Linked DNA regions of Homo sapiens: region 1 is linked to region 2. A link is an interaction called in ENCODE POLR2A ChIA-PET data of the cell type or tissue named here. Cell type or tissue: OCI-LY7. All regions are shown on one strand.

What was found. ChIA-PET counts read pairs that join two places held together with the same protein. Peaks named below come from ENCODE experiments on the same cell type or tissue, not always from the same donor. Only the 100,000 strongest peaks of a DNase experiment are listed, where the experiment ranks them.
Region 1: POLR2A ChIA-PET joins it to region 2 with 5 read pairs; 4 of 35 experiments call an interaction of 5 or more read pairs at or near these places.

What each region holds. Positions count from the first base shown.
Region 1 is chr6:24,897,778-24,900,277 of GRCh38, reverse strand. All of the region lies in intron 1 of RIPOR2 (RHO family interacting cell polarization regulator 2), which reads left to right. Among named protein-coding and RNA genes, the nearest start is that of RIPOR2, 37 kb to the left of the region's middle. In OCI-LY7, no CTCF peak of the experiment used is centred here; no DNase peak of the experiment used is centred here; H3K4me3 peaks cover 751 bases; H3K27ac peaks cover 1,616 bases.
Region 2 is chr6:24,710,028-24,712,527 of GRCh38, reverse strand. All of the region lies in intron 3 of C6orf62 (chromosome 6 open reading frame 62), which reads left to right. Among named protein-coding and RNA genes, the nearest start is that of C6orf62, 7.9 kb to the left of the region's middle. In OCI-LY7, no CTCF peak of the experiment used is centred here; no DNase peak of the experiment used is centred here.

The sequences.
Region 1 (2,500 bases), 190 kb before region 2:
TTGGTTTTAAACCTAGGCCGTCTGGCATCAGAGTCTGGGCTGTGCTGCGGCTGTGGATGTAAATACACAGACTCCAAATTCAGAGCCACAGTTCCCACAGCAACTGCCAGTTTGTAGCATGTTCAAAAAGCCCGAGTTCTCCCACATAACTTAGCTGAGTTGTGGCTGCCAGATCTTTTGGCTTAGCAACTCGAAACAGAGACTGTCCACGTAGGCTGAGGTTCTCAGTTGATACCAAGGCGTTGATGAGACTCTTCAGGCTTCTATTATAATCAAGAAGAAGATTTTTCACATCCTCCATCTGAAAGGTTCATTATTCCAGCTGGGTAAGCTGTGTGTCTGCAAAGATGCCCTATCATCAGGAAATGAAATGGGCACTTTTTCTCCAAGTAAGCAATGCATGCTGATAAATAACGCCATATCAGTGGCGTGCCTTCTCCTTCCTCTTGCAAACGATTGACGCCTCAGAGATCTGAACAACCCCACAAAAGGGGAGGAAAATGGAGAAAAAACAAACTTGAGAGAAAAAAGGAATCATTCCTTTTCTTTTGTGAGGACTTTTGTCTGATCCGTGCCCACATGTAAAGTATCCCTTGATCAATTTTGTCTTAATTACTGAATGTAGGAAAACAAGCTCATTGTTAATTCATGCAGTTTTAATTTATGCATAGGAGAATTATGCAGGATAATTACCTGCAGTTGAAGGAAAATGAATAGCGTCAGATGTGGTTAATTCACGCATGGTTTACCCTTCTATCTCTCTATCAGAAAAGATTTAAAGTGGTAACCAATCTGAATGATATGCAAAATTGCATTGGTTTGCTAAGTAGAAGTATTTTTTTTATTTGCATCACAAATAGAGTTCTCAGATTTGGACTGACTAGATTTGAATATAATTTCCAGAACAATAGCTGTGATTCACTGACTTAACTCATATGTTATCTCTTCCAGAAGTGCCCATTTTTCAAATCAGTGCAAAAGAAGCTATCTTCATGGGCCCCATGTTAGCCTGAGTATAGTTTCCTTTATGAGGATAATTCAATGAGAATGATAATTATTTCCTATATCAAGATTTGTGGGAGATTTACGGTAATGATCACACTACTTGTTCCCACATTGTCCCTGAACCTTCATGATCCAGTGGCTTCCAAAAACTGAAACAAACAGCTGGAACAAATTATGGGGCAATGAATGGACATCAGTGGAAATTTCCTTGTGACTTTTGTCAAGCAATAGATAGCTGCTAAGGCCTCTTTGAACTCACACCTAGTAATTGAGAGAAGGCTAAGAGGTGGTTCAAGTTTACTGAAAAAAAAAAAAAAAAAAACTACTCCCTGATGTTGAGTTGAGACAGGTTACAATAATGAACAATTTTGAAAGGAGAATACCAGTATCAAAAGGAGGAGCCAGAGAAAGTAAATATGTTTTTGTTATGACGGAGCAGTAAATTTTACTCTGAGCTTCCTTGTAACCAGGCAGAAAGGGGAACAAAGGAAGTTATCACCTAAGTTCCTGCTAGCAGAAAGATGGGCATACAAAATACAGCAGTTCCTTAAAGGACACATTCCCTTAGTGATGAATTGTAAAAGTAATGTCTTATATGGGAACGTATACACGGGAGGTTAAATTGAGCTAGTTCATTGCAGTGAAGTTCAAGAGGCAACACCTTGCATATTGATCTTCATTCTTATTTTCTTATCCCTCCATCAAGCTCTCTAAAGATCCAAAAAAGGACAACCAAAGGAAATTTCACAAAGAGAAAAAGGAAGATCTCTATTTGGCTCTCAATTGCCCTTTTTTGAGAAAAAGTGATACAACTTATCTAAGGCAACTTTACTTGCCATAATCAGATTTTGTCTGCAGAAAATATTAGCAGGGTGAGTTGAAGATGACTTACCTCCTTGCCCCACACCCCCTCACAGAGGACCCCAGCTTAGACAATGGAGTTACAACTTCATAATAATCATATTACTGTGCCAGAACTTATCGCTTCAGATTATAGGTTCTAGTAAGACCAACTTAAGTAGGAAAACACAGCAAAGTATAAAAACACAAAGCTTTGTTTAGGTAAGGCCATTTGTCTTTTTACCTTTGACCTTAGTGATGATGATGATAATAATAGGATAATAGGTGTCATTTAACTGAGTGCATATTTTGTGCCTAGCATTACACTTTGGCTTGATGTTTCCTTCCTTCCTTGCTTCCTTCCTTCCTTCCTTCTTTCCTTCCTTCCTTCCTTCCTTCTTTCTTTCTTTCTTCAGGGTCTGGCTCTGTCACCCAGGCTGGAGTGCAATGGCTCAATCTCTGCTCTCTGCAACCTCCGCCTCCCGGGTTCAAGCAATTCTCCTGCCTCAGCCAGGCATGGTGGTGCGTGCCTGTAGTCCCAGCTACTTGGGAGGCTGTGAATCCCTTGAGCCTTGGAGGTGGAGGTTGCAGTGAGCCGAGATCCCGCTGCTGCACTCCAGCCTGGGCAATAGAACCAGACATCATCTCAAAAAAT
Region 2 (2,500 bases):
CCAGCTAATTTTTGTATTTTTAGTAGAGACGGGTTTTCACCATGTTGGCCGGGATGGTCTCGATCTCTTGACCTCGTGATTCACCCGCCTCGGCCTCCCAAAGTGCTGGGATTACAGGTATGAGCCACCATGCCCGTCCTTTTTTTGAGACAGGGTCTTGCTCTGTCGCCCAAGCTGGAGTGTGGTGGCGTGATCTTGGCTCACTGCAACCTCTGCCTCCCAGGTTTGAGCCGTTCTTGTGCCTCAGCCTCTTGAGTAGCTGGGATTATAGGCGCATGCTATGACACCCAGCTAATTTTTGTATTTTTTTTGTAGAGACGGAGTTTTGCTATGTTGGCCAGGGTGGTGTCCTTGACCTCAAGTGATCTGCCTGGCTTGGCCTCCCAAAGTGGTGGGATTACGGGTATGAGCCACCACACTTGGCCTTAGACTTTCTCTTACTTTATATATATTTAATCTCAGTCCTTAAAATAACTGGGTAGATAGGAAGAAACTGAGACAGAAATTAGGTAAATAAGGCCCAAGGCAGTTAAATAGGATAAAAGCCTGGACTGACTGTGCTTTTAACTCACTACCCTGTACTGTGAAAATTTACCTATATTAATTATAGAATCTTAAAATTCTGGACTGAGTGTAAGCAGTATGATGTAGGTAATGACTTTAGAATTCAACTGCAGTAAGTAGGTTAATATTGTAAGAACTAATTTGCTTTTCTGAAGTAATTTAAAATGTGTGAATATCCTATATGAGGGGCCTTAAATATAACTCACTCAGTTCTTTCTCAAAGAAAATGAGAAAAGGAATGGTAAATGTTAACTTGCAGGCCTCTTTTTTTTGTTTTTTGTTTTTTGACTCTTAAAGCACTTTACTTATTTTTAAAATTTAATTAATTTTTTGTAGAGATGGGGTCTCACTTTGTTGCCCAGGCTGGTCTTGAACTCCTAGGTTCAAGTGATCCTCTTGCCTCAGCCTCCCAAAGTGCTGAGATTACAGGTGTGAGTCACCGTGCCTGGCCTTTTGAAGCACTGTAAAACCTGAATATATGGGTAGTGAGGATATAATCGGAACCAGAATAAGGATTGTTTTTAAATACTGAGTTCTTCAGTGTACTGTGAAGTGCTGGGAGGTACTACTAAAATGTATCTCTTCTTTTCTCTTCATTATTAATGCTACTGCCAAGGTTAGCTCCTCCCCTGACTGTTAGAATATTTCGTTACTTCTGTGGGAATTACTTCTTTCATGCTGCTTATGAGAAGTTGTGTGTGTGTGTTTGTGTGTGTGTGTGTGTACCATTTCTTTTCAGATAAGTGGATATTCAATATGATAGAATTGAAATGCTAAAGAACTATAAGGAAGGCCTTTTTCAGTCTCACTCAAACCTTTTTTCAGTGTGGTTACCGGTTCTTGCACCCACCCTGGTTGCTTACCATATTGCAGCTTTGTTACTTGAATAGTATTTCAGTTTTTAACACATTTGTTTTTGTGTTGGTTCTGTTTCCTAGTATGGCTGTTTTTTTTGTTTTGTTTTGAGATGGTGAGATGGGGTATTACTCTGTCATCCAGGCTGGAGTGCAGTGGCATAGTCATGGCTCACTGCAGCCTTGAACTCCCAGGCCCAAGTGATCCTCCCACCTCAACCTCATGAGTAGCTGGGACCACAGGTGTGCACCCCATGCCCAACTAATTATTTTTGTAGAGATAGGATCTCACTGTGTTGCCCGGGCTGGTCTCAAACTCCTGGCCTCTAGTGATCCTCCCGCTTTGGACTCCCAAAGTGCTGGGATTATAGGTCTGAGCCACCATGCCCAGTCAGCGTTTATCAGATTACTTACCATTACTACTTTGTCCTGGGGAAATCCTCTTAATCTTTAAAGGCGCAATCCAAAATCATAATGTTCCCGTGTTACTTACTGTTACTTTTTTTTTTTTCTCCTATAGTGGTTTGATGATAAGAACCCAATTTGGGCCGGGCGCGGTTGCTCACGCCTGTAATCCCAACACTTTGGGAGGCTAAGCCAGATGGATCACCTGAGGTCGGGAGTTTGAGACCATCCTGACCAACATAAAGAAGTCCTATCTCTACTAAAAACACAAAATTAGCTGGGCGTGGTGGTGCATGCCTGTATTCCAGCTACTTGGGAGGCTGAGGCAGAAGAATCGCTTGAACCCAGGAGGCGGAGGTTGCAGTGAGCCGAGATCGCGCCATTGCACTCCAGCCTGGGCAACAAGAGCGAAATTCCGTCTCAAAAAAAAAAAAAAAATTGGAGTTTTACAGATAACCACATCTTATTCTGGGAAAGGATTTGAAGCAAGTTGGGTTTTATATTTGGCTGTACTTGTCCTCTTCAGCAGTATAATAAGCCCCTTAAGGCTGAAGTAACCTTATTCCTATTGTTTAGTAGCTAATAGCATGCTTTTGATATGCTTATGATCATACTAATAATTTAATATTTGAATTGTATGGAAGTACAATTCAGTATCATTTTACATATGGTATATT